Linked DNA regions of Homo sapiens: region 2 is linked to region 1. A link is an interaction called in ENCODE POLR2A ChIA-PET data of the cell type or tissue named here. Cell type or tissue: OCI-LY7. All regions are shown on one strand. Each heading gives the region's core, and the rest is flanking DNA. Links, peaks and the distances in the headings are about the cores only.

The links. ChIA-PET counts read pairs that join two places held together with the same protein. Peaks named below come from ENCODE experiments on the same cell type or tissue, not always from the same donor. Only the 100,000 strongest peaks of a DNase experiment are listed, where the experiment ranks them.
Region 2: POLR2A ChIA-PET joins it to region 1 with 6 read pairs; 1 of 35 experiments calls an interaction of 5 or more read pairs at or near these places.

The regions. Positions count from the first base shown.
Region 1 is chr2:68,384,756-68,390,490 of GRCh38, forward strand. It overlaps PLEK (pleckstrin), which reads left to right. Exons shown (of 9, transcript NM_002664.3): 5 at 1,747-1,931; 6 at 3,632-3,736. Among named protein-coding and RNA genes, the nearest start is that of PLEK, 22 kb to the left of the region's middle. RefSeq lists enhancers at 2,521-2,700, 2,721-3,140, 4,391-4,440. In OCI-LY7, for the core only: CTCF peaks have their summits at 900, 3,196 and 3,396; DNase peaks (open chromatin) are centred at 916 and 3,066; H3K4me3 peaks cover 3,620 bases; H3K27ac peaks cover 4,543 bases.
Region 2 is chr2:69,789,385-69,795,119 of GRCh38, forward strand. All of the region lies in intron 3 of ANXA4 (annexin A4), which reads left to right. SMANTIS (SMARCA4 interacting SWI/SNF chromatin remodeling complex scaffold lncRNA) reads right to left here. Exons shown (of 3, transcript NR_164155.1): 2 at 881-1,052; 3 at 165-542. Among named protein-coding and RNA genes, the nearest start is that of SMANTIS, 6.7 kb to the right of the region's middle. In OCI-LY7, for the core only: no CTCF peak of the experiment used is centred there; DNase peaks (open chromatin) are centred at 617 and 957; H3K4me3 peaks cover 1,347 bases; H3K27ac peaks cover 955 bases.

The sequences.
Region 1 (5,735 bases), core at 293-5,292:
GGTTAGAACACTTAAAAGTGACAGCCCAGAGCAGTTGTAACTTTGGCCTAAGATCACTCAGATTCCCTGAGCCTTAATTTTCTTATCCTTAAAATGAGGACTGCAATTACCACCCTGCCTCTTTCACAGGCTGCTATGAAGATAAAAAGAAGAAATGCAGTGTCACTTAGTTTATCTTTGTAGAGAAAGAAAAGTGAGCAAAAGCCTTTCATACATGAAATTCATGGAAGGCTCGCTATCCAACTGCTGTCACTCCTGTTTTGAGGGTGGCATCCCTACTGCTTTTGCCCGGATGACAGGACAGGCAGGCTGTCATGTTGACTCCCTTGTTGGCTACATTTGTAAGGAACACACTGCTTTTTATTTTTATCTTTTTTAATTGACACATAATAGTACGTATTTATGGGGCACAATTAATGTTCTGATACACATATACATTGTGCAGTGATCAAATCGTGGTAACTAGTGTATCCATCACCTCAAATATCTATCTTTTTTTGTTGTAAGAACAAACATGCTGTTTTTAATACAAAGCTTCATTGTAACCTGCTAATAATCCAATGTATGGGTCAATTTCATTTTCTTCTCTTTGCAATCATCTCTTGACCAGAAGATTGCTTAAATGACTTCTCAAGGTCCCTGCTAGACTCTGCAAAGTCATGACAATCAGTGCAGGTGATGTCATCAAATTTTAATTTAGGACATATATCCATCACATTATTTCCTATTTAAAAACTTAAAATGATTTCCCATTAGCCAAATTTCTTACTGTGCCATCAAAGCTCTCCCCACCCACCCTTCACCTCCCTCCTCCTCTTATTTCCTTTTGCCTTCTTTCCACCAACTCCTCCCCTGCCCCATGGGGCTGCTTTATGCCTGAGTGCATCTGTTCACACTGCTGCCCCCTCAGCTTGTGCTGGTTCCTCTGCATCCTGCTTCATATGCTTGGCAAACGCCTACTCATATTTTAAGCCTCTGCCCAGTGTCACTTCCTCTATGAATCTTTTCCTGATGGTGATGCACAGCCCTCTTCTCTCACCTCCTTCACCTCTTTCACACCTTCAGATTTGACCCAGTAGTCTCGCAACTGACTTATAGCAGAGCACTTGTTACAAGACTTATTTATTACACCCATCATGCCCTTTTACACTCCTTGAGGGAATTTCTCCAACACCCAGTAGAGTACCTAGCATCGAGTAGGTGCTCAGTAAATGTTTGTTCATCAATGGGATAAGTGAGTGGGTTAGTAAAACCTATTTCTTTGATGCATGTGTTGCTTTTTTTTAAGACAAAGACTTTATTTTTTTATTTTTAAAGTTATTATTTTTTTATTTTATTTTTGTTTTTATTTATTTATTTTTTATTATACTTTAAGTTTTAGGGTACATATTTTTTGAGATGGAGTCTTGTTATGTTGCCTGGGCTGGTCTTGAACTCCTGGGCTCAACTATCCTACTGCCTCAGCTTCCAGAGTAGCTGGGACAACAGGTGTGCCACCATACCTGGTCATGTGTTTCTTCTTAAGCAGCATGTAGATGTTCTTAAAAACCCTTTACATAGTTTTTTGTTTGTTTGTTTGTTTCTAGTGGGTATCTATCCCACTTATTTTGTTTTCTCTTTCTTGAAATAACAGGGGAGACGAGACAAGTCAGACCTGTGGGTGAGCTGGAGTCAGTTCAGGGGTGATTGTCAGGGGCTTGTTCTTCGGTAAGGAGAGTTAACCTTCCCTGTGCTGGTCCCATCTAGGTAACTGCGTCATTGATTGGCTGGTATCCAACCAGTCTGTTAGGAATCGCCAGGAAGGCCTCATGATTGCTTCATCGCTGCTCAATGAGGGGTATCTGCAGCCTGCTGGAGACATGTCCAAGAGTGCAGTGGATGGAACTGCTGAAAACCCTTTCCTGGACAACCCTGATGCCTTCTACTACTTTGTAAGAAAAGCTCCCCATCTCTTCTTCCTGTAAGGGAGGCTGCCCTGAGCAGATTCTAGATTGATTTCAGTTCATAGACATCTATAGAGCGCTGTTAGGCAGCGGGTAGGGAGGTCAGCCAGGAAGAACAAGGGAATACCTGAAGCTCCCAGGCCCATTTAGAGCTTCTGTTATACCAGCATTTCCCAACTCAACAGCTGCCCTCTCTACAACACTCGCCCTGTCCAAGTGAATTTGTTATTATAAAAGGATACTACTGTTTACTTGAAAAAAAATTTTTAAAGGACATTTTAAAGTTTATTGTTTCCTATTTACTTATTATTATTTTTTATTTATTTAGATGTAGTCTTGCTCTGTCACCCAGGCTGGAGTGCAGTGGTGTCATCTCGGCTCACTGCAACCTCCGCCTCCCGGGTTCAAGCGATTTTCCTGTCTCAGCTTCCCGAGTAGCTAGGATTACAGGCATGCGCCACCACACTCAGCTAATTTTCGTATTTTTAGTAAAGACAGCGTTTCACCATGTTGGCCAGGCTGGTCTCGAACTCCTGACCTCAAGTGATCCACCTGCCTCTGCCTCCCAACTATCTATTCTTATTCTAAGCAATAATTCATTTATAAAACTGTCTTAGACCCTAGTCCATGGCAAGCATTCTCTAAGACAAGAAGATACAGCCACGTAGACAAGCGTACTGGAGGGACAGGCAAAAATCCTGCCCTACTGCAGCTTCCTTTCCAGACAGGAGTCTATAAATCACAGGTTTGATGTATTAAGTGCATTATTCCAAATGTATGTTAAAACACATGACTCTTAATACAAAATGTGTCCACAGATGTCACTTCCTGCAGTCATCTTGTGTACCTCCCACAGTATGCTTACCCACGATTGGGAAACACTATATTATACAATGTGAACCTGTTCTTAGGCCATGTGAGCAATGGTGGATTTCTTGGGGGATTTTGGCAGTTTTGTTTCTATCTTGGATCAGAGCACAGAATTTAGGAAGTTACCTAAGAGAACCATTCTTCTTATAAACATGAAGTGAACACCCTAGAGGGTTTCATTTCACTTTAGGGGAAGTTCCACAGTCTGTTTTTTTTTTTTCTTCAGTCCTTTGATCTGGTCGTTTATAGCCATTTCAATGCAGGATTCTAAAAATACCCATCACAGTGGCTCCTCTTCCTCGGTCTGATTCATCATCTACTTTTGCTGAGCAAGTCCCACTTCCCTCATAACCTCAGGGGAAGAGGCTGGACACATGCTGTCACTTTTCTCCAAGAGGGGGCTCAGTGGCAAATGTTGAGCTGGTGATAGTATTGCCAATGAGAAATTAGCCTGCCCTGCTTTCAAGGATGTGACCATGATATCCCAAGAGAAGGAAGGCTTTGAAGGCAGACATGTGCCTGGTTAGGAAGATGGAGCTAAAGTTAGGATACAGCTTGGGAGACCCTCCAGAATAAAAGGATATTGACAAGATCACACCTGAGTGGAGACAAGAAAGGAACAGCCCCGGAAGCAAGTAAAAGGAGGAGGAGAAACTCGCTCATCAAGGACCTTTGAAGTTCAGATTGGGATGTACACAGGAATGGAGGAAAAAGGAGGAGGCTGCCCTCATGGCTGGAGGGGAGGGGGAATGGAGATGGCACAAGTTGCAATGTGCCTAAGACTGGTGATGTTAGCTTGCTGTTTGATTTTCCAACAGCCAGACAGTGGGTTCTTCTGTGAAGAGAATTCCAGTGATGATGATGTGATTCTGAAAGAAGAATTCAGAGGGGTCATTATCAAGCAGGGATGTTTACTGAAGCAGGTGAGTGGCCACAACTGCTCCCATCTAGCCTTTTCCCTTTACAAGGTCCTTTTTGTTTCTAAGTTACCCAGTGACTTTTGGTTTGTTTGGTTAATAGTCAAGCAGAAAATGAAACCCACAAAGTGAAAGATAGATGAGTAGCTCTTTAGATATCAAAGTGGCTTTAGATCAGGAAGATTGAGTTTGACAGGGCAGAAGATGTCCCTAAAAGTAGGAAAATGCCTCTTTTATCAATATCATAGGAAAAAAAAAGGTGTTTCAAGAAAAATATGGCCGGAGGAGATAAATTGTCTAAGAGATGCCATCCAAAAGACAAAGCTGTCTCATGGTAAAAGTACTTCCATTTTACCTGTCCCTCCTCCCTTCAAAGCAACCAGGAAAACAGGAACAGGCTACACCCAGAAGAGGAACAGAGTACACCACTGAGAGCAAAGAAGAGTCATTCCAGTCTGTGCTTAGGGCATGACAAGACCAAAACCTGGGCATGCAGAGGCCAGTTCACAGGAACAGCAGGCAAAAGTCAAATGCAGATTGAGGGCATGGACAGAGTCCTGGGGGGATGTCCAGGTGTCCACAGGTACAGGCCACCATCAGTCTTGGAGGCAAGGGCTGGAGAGTGCTGAGGAGCTCTAGTCGGTTACCAGGTGCCAAGGCATATGATGCCAAGAGGTAAGAGATGGACAGGGGCCAAGATGACTGAGGAAGCCAGGACCAGTACCTGGTGGAGGAAGTCGCAGGAAGACATGAGAATATTCAGGGGGAAGCTAGTTGATACTTGCACAAGGCATCTTAGAGGCCAAGGCTGCTTTGCAGGACCAAGGTCTTGCCTTCCTGGCTGCACTGTGAGCTGCCTTAAAAGTGCTGCTCAGTATATAATGGAGAGAATCTGTTGCCATCAGGAGATTTCCATGTACTGTCTATAGGCTCCACGGGACTGGGGGATCTGATTTATTTCATGTTAGGACCCTGAATGTCCATCTTAGTGATTAATGGAATGGGCAAGGAGGGAAGAACCAGAGAAGAGCCCATATTTACATTTATAAAGAGGGACTCTGGGCTGGGATAGCTGAAAGGAGGTATAGGTATGGATTTTGAGTTTCACAGGGGGAAGTGGGACATTCGAATGGAAAAATTACCTTCATATCAGGTTTTAAGAGAACAGTGTCCTAAGAAATATATGGCAAGAATTTATAAAGAATTCATGGACTATTATAGTATTTTTTTATGACAGGGTGACCAGCTGGCTAGATTAAAAGAAAGGCATGGGGCAGAGCCAGCCTTATGCCGGGAAGGCTCGGGCAGTTGCCTACGGACAGTTTGCCCGCTGCTGCTTTCTCGTTGGTTTTGCCAAATATTCCTATGTTCCTGGCTCTTTGATTGCAGGTGCTGGAATGTGGCTGTTAAGACAAGAAGAGTAACTTGGGAGGAAATTTCTTTATTTTGTTGATTTCTTCCATAATTCTATATTGTTATCAGTTATTTCTTGAATTAGTTGATTGGGCAAACCCTAATCTAGAATGGGGCTCTTGGAAAGCCAAGGATGAAGGCTAACAGTAGATAAAGTTGGGACTGGACTGGAGCCACGTCTCAGTGAAGCAGCCCAGTAGGAGACCTGGGATGGTCAAAAATTGTGTGTGGGTAATGAGTGTCTGGATGTATTTTGAAGACAATAGGGACAAGGATTGAACTTATGTGTTTTCCTTTGCCTTCCTTTGTCTGGCCTTTGATAGGTACAATTTAGCCTTAGCTAGCTCGGTTGGTGCACATTTGGATCTCCCAGGGAACTGTTAAAACTGCATGCCAGGCCAATTTAATCAGAGCCTCTGGATTTTTACAGCTCCCAAGTGATTCTGATGTGCAGCCAAAGCTGAGAACCACTGAGCCAGCCTTTTTCTTAAAAGCTAATTTATTCTATTATCAGTATACAAGTTAAATAGTCTTTCTTAGAAGCTTCCTTTTTATGTGAAGAAAACAGAAATCTACGTGCATTCAGGAATTT
Region 2 (5,735 bases), core at 515-5,514, 1.4 Mb after region 1:
TGTTGCTGTGGTGATAGACACAGCTGTGACAGCACCGACATGCAATGTGTGGAATTTAATGTGAGAAGGCTGGTGAAGCAGCCTTGTTGTCTGGGGTAAATACTAAGGTTTTTGGTGTCATGGCCAAGGAGATTGAGGTTGCAGACAGACACACACACAGTGAGTTTGGAGCAGGAGTTTAATAGGCAAAAGAAAAGAACAGCTCTCCATCACAGAGAGGGGTCCCGAGCGGGTTGCCAAGTGGTAGTAAAATTGTCAGGGTTTTTATAAATGGGCTACTGAGGAGGGGGCTCATGAGCAGAGGAGGTCTTATCCTCCTAGGGTCCAGTGGTTTGGTTGGGACCAGGTGTGCCTTCTATATAGAGCAGAGTTTTTTTAAATCAGCTCTTATCCCATTCTCTGACCACATAGATGGACTCTTATTCTGTGTTTCTTTGTCTTGCTTATCTGGGAGGGAGAGTTTCTGTGTCTGTTCCCACACATCTTCTTGCAGCTGCAGACATCCACCCAAGTCTGTTTTTAGCTCCTCAATCTTACTGCGCCTAAAGGGAAGGAATATGCTTATTAAGACCCACTGTTTTACTGGGGCCCACTGTGTAAATGTGAAGTTTGGTGATTACCCAGGAGACTTCCCCCTCCCTTTCTGTGCTCAAGCCATCTTCTCTGTGTTTTACAGCCTGAACTTTCAGGCTGCTTGTTGTTAGAAGAGAAGTGCTTTTTTTTTGAACTGCATGAGGTTAGAAAGGGAGCTATTTTTGAGCTGCTTTTTGTTAAAAGGAAAGTTTTCTGCTGGGGACTCACTTTACCCTAAATGTCTACCTAAATCATTTCTTTCTGCCTCCTATAACATATTTCCCCCCTCAGGAATGAAATCCATAACTGCTGCTAGGGGAAACTGGGTGACGATTTCTTCTGGCTACTTCCTGCTGGAGAGTGGCGTTGTGTGGGGAACAGCAGCTAGGGCTCCTCCTGGGGTTGATTTAAGGGTCCCTCGTAGGAGGGCAGTTTCATTTTCGGCTCCATTTTCAGCACCATCTGAAGCTTGATGGTTTCTAAGCGAGAAGAGATAAACTTCACAAGGAGGTTTAGAATATAGGTTCTAAATATGAGTATTAAGATTACTATTATTAATGGGGGCACTATAGGCCGTAACCATGACAACAGAGTTTGTTTGATACCTGTGAGCCATTCAGATGGGTTGTGCTGCTGTAAGTGGGTATATGGGGCTTGGCTTTGTTTAGCTTCCTTGGTCTTACTTTCCCAAAAAAGGGAGAAACCCTGGGGTTCTAGTTTACCTGGCAGGATTTGTAGGATAATTGCCCAGAACTAGAACATGTTTCCAGATTTTTCTATTACCGATGCCTTTCTGTTTTCTCTGAGCTGCAGCCAGAGATTCCTGGTTGGTTGACAGGAGTAAGCAGGGTTAGTTTAAAATGTAGGCAAGAACTTAAAAACAACTGATGGGACTACAGGTTAATAACAGATGTATGATAAGTCTTAAAACATAATTTCTCTTTCTCTAGTCCTCATTTTTGTTAAAAATAATCTATGATAGGACTGAGTTGTTTGCAAAACAGACTTCAGTCCTATACTTGGCCTAATTATTTGCATAAAGTACAGCAAGAATAATCATCCTTACATAAGCCTCTTAGATTGGCTTTGATGGAACCTTGTTCCATGAGGAATTTTAGATAGGACTTTTTAAAGCCAAGCCCAGCCATAGGTTTGTACTTTTAAATACCTGTGAGTTGGATAAATTTTTTTCCTTCTTGAGGTTCCAGAAGCATGGGGTTCCTAGGCCTGTTAGAAAGTGACATTCTTTACTCACTGCAGGTCAGGAACCCTGTATGGAGACTGTGTAGACAGATATGAGGCCAGTTTTCCCCAGGGGCTTTTATTGGCTCAGCAAGTTAAGCTTGATTCCTTAAAGGGAAATATACCCTTCTAGTCAAAGCCTTGGTAAAACAACCAGTTTTTCCAATTGTGTTTTGTTGCAAGAGAAAATGGATTCTTGCTGCACTGATTCAAACAACTATATTGTTGTAATTTAAGAATATTTATAACTAGTTTCCAAATTCTACAGGAATTAGGCAGAGAGACATAAACATGCTCCAAACTTTGCCTATAGTAGTACACTTTGCTTAGTTATCAAAGGCTGTAGCTAGCTTAAGACAAGTTTTTTTGACTCTAAAAAATAAAATAAGGATTAGCCGTGTTCTAAGAATAAGTGAAGAATATTGCTTTAGTTTTCTATTAGTTCAGTTCATTCCATTAACTTTTGTTTTGATATTTATAAACATTTTAGCCTTTTATGAGTCCCATACATTTTTTGGTCATGACAAACCTGCATTGGAGAGAACTTGTTAAAGTCCCATGGCTTGATTATGAACCATCTTTTGAAGAGAATTAAAACAAAACAACAATTGTCTGTAAATGACAAAATGTCCAGTTTGGATACAGTCAGAAATACAATTGACAAAGAAATTTGGTTATTTTTGTGTTTTTCAAAAACCCAGCATAACAACCTTAATTGTAATAGCACATATTCAGACACTAGAACCATAGACATCCCATACAGTTTTGGAACACATGTTAATATTATTCCCTAAAGTATAACCTGAAGAGTATTAGACATCATTTTGGCAATTTTATGTACCTCAACATGTTAAATAATACTGTTTACCTCTCTTCTAGATGCTTCAGGGGTCCTCTGCAGCACCCAAAAGCCAGGGGTTAGGAAAGACAGACTTGAGACTAAAGTTTGACTTTGGGAAGCCTGTTAAGTATATTTAAAATTTAAAACACTTGATATTATGAAATAGAATTTTAGATTACCAAAAGTTTTTGTTTTTGCCAAAATGTTGAGCCAGAAATTTGAAAAAGCAAAAACCATTCATTAGCCTTTTCTATTCCATGAAAATCCCGTGTTAAGAGAGAAAGTTAAATTTTACCCTTGCATTAGTTTGCTATTAATGTTAAACTTAATTTTAAATGAAACATTATAGACAATCCTATTTAATTTTAACCAGTTTGACCATGAAGTGAGATTTTCACATACCTGTTATAACCCTTGACAAGTTTTGCTAAAGAGTAGATTAGCATTTTAAGAAAACCTTGCTGTGCTTTTATTTCAGTGATTAATTTACAGAAAAAAACCATATAATGCCCTTTTGCATTTAGTTAATATGTTTACACGCAGTGTTTTTTTTTGCAAGATTTTTACAGTTTTTTTTTACAATTTGCTTAAACCTTCTACTTTAAGACAATTCTTTATTTCTAAGCAAAATATACATTTCCATGCCCTCTTATAATCTTTAAATAAAAACATCTTTTACTGTTTTTACACACTTTCCATGTAATTCCATGTTCAGTAGTTTCAATCACATGTTATAATGGTAACTTTTAGTAATTTTTAACTTTAATGTAAAACCTGTTAGGTTGTTTTAATTATGTGCTGGATGCAGATAATGTTTGACTCCTTTCAGCATAGTTAGGGGCTTGGTTGCTTCCGTATGTTCCCAGGTGCTACCAATTGTGAAGCAGGCACGTTGATAGTTTTTAAAGGCTAAATAAAGAAGTAGTTTTATGGCCAGTCGCAATGGCTCCTGCCTGTAATCCCAGCACTTTGGGAGGCCAAGGCGGGCGGATCACGAGGTCAGGAGATCGAGACCATCCTGGCCAACATGGTGAAACCCCGTCTCTACTAAAAATGCAAAAATTAGATGGATGTGGTGGCGCGTGCCTGTAATCCCAGCTACTCAGGAGGCTGAGACAGGAGAATCACTTGAACCAGGGAGTCAGAGGTTGCAGTGGGCCAAGATCGCACTACTGCACTCCAGTCTGGCGACAGAGCAAGACTCCATCTCAAAAAAAAAAAAGCAGTTTACAACCTTAAAACATTTAGCAAACTAGTATTTGACCTGCATAATTTAGACCACATTTTTATACCTTGAAGACATTTGTATTTTACCAATAATTCCTAAGACTCTTTTTATTTTTAAAGATTAAAGTCACATGAACTGAAAGGTACCACAGCTTTTACTTTTCCCTTAAAAATGTTTGATTTAAGCGCTTATTTTTCTTAGGCCAATTAATTAGAGCTCCTTTTTTTAATAGGCATTACACAAGTAACACATATATAACCACACAAACAGAAGAAGATCCAGCAGTTATAAGATTTTGCATTTGCCAATGTCCCAATTGGATTATTGGCCTCTGAGTGAGGTTCTTTCAGAACAGAGCTAGGAATACAGCTTCCAGGGCCTAATAAGCAAGCATAGCCAGAAGACAAAGACGATTTTGAGAGGTATTTATTCACCTTTAATTCCAGGGGCTCCGAGGAAAACAGATTTTTCCTAAAATGGGATTTGTGGTGCATTTTCTGTTTCCCCAAGGAGTCCCAGGCCACCGGAAGCCATTCTAGGTGCACCAAGAGTGGCAAGACACAGTAAAAAAAAAAAGCAATTCAGTCAACTGAGAAAAAAAAGTTTCCAGATTTATGAAGATTTATTTAAGAAGATTTATGAAGAGAAAAACATAAAGGCCTTTTAAATATACCCATTGATTGGATATCCACTTTTAATTAAGCTGAATGCTCTTTAAGAAAATCCTTTTTCATTAATTAAAACTTTACAAAGAATGCAAACAGTAATTCTTATTATTTCTTTTACCCAGTTTGCTCCACTTACCTGTTCACAATCATGTTTAGGTTCTCCAGTTTTCTCTGGGAGAAAGTGGCTGGGCTCAGGCAAGGGCAGGTTTTCAGCTGGACTGCAGATCCCTTTAGCAGCAAAGCTTGGTATTTGAGGAGGCAATTGTTTGTCAGCCAGAGACTTTCCTTAGAGGACAACAGTCCTGTTACATTGTGTGGGGTTAAACAGTTATTTCCCATGGTTAACCCAGTGGCCTCTGACACCAGCAAAGCCTCCACTGTAACTGCTTGGAGGCAGGCTGACCATCCTTTGGCCACCAAGTTTTAAGTTCCTTGCTTAAGTAACTCACTGGCTGTTGAGCTGGACCTCAAGCCTTAGTTAAAACTTCCAGGGCCATTTCCTTCCTTTTTGTTACATAGAGACTGAATGCTTTCCCCATGGAAAGACTGAGGGCTGGTATGTTATGTTATATTATGTTATGTTATATTATGTTATGTTATGTTATGTTATGTTATGTTATGTTATGTTATGTTATGTTATTTTTGAGACGGAGTCTCACTCTGTCGCCCAGGCTGGAGTGCAGTGGCATGATCTCAGCTCACTGCAAGCTCTGCCTTCCGAGTTCACGCCATTCTCTTGCCTCAGCCTCCCGAGTAGCTGGGACTACAGGTGCCTGCCACCATGCCCAGCTAATTTTTTTTGCATTTTTAGTAGAGACGGGGTTTCACCGTGTTAGCCAGGAAGGCTTGGTTTAGCTGGTTAAAGGCTTTTTGAGCCTTAGGTTCCCAAAAGAGAGAGGGGTGAGTTTTAACTGTTTGAGTTTCTTTTATGAGGTGGTATAAAGGGTGAGCCATTTCCCTGTGCCCAGGTACTCACAGTTTACAAAATCCAGTAATGCCCAAGAATTTCCCTAACTATCAAAGGAAATGGGCCTAATCCTTTCCTCACCTGGTGCTCTGGTCCCTTCTGATAAGACCAGAACTAGGTACTTTACTGAAGTCTGACAGAGCTGAGCTTTGGATTTTGAGACTCTATACTCCCTTTCAGCTAAGAAATTAAGGAGAGTCTTAGCATCTTCCTGAG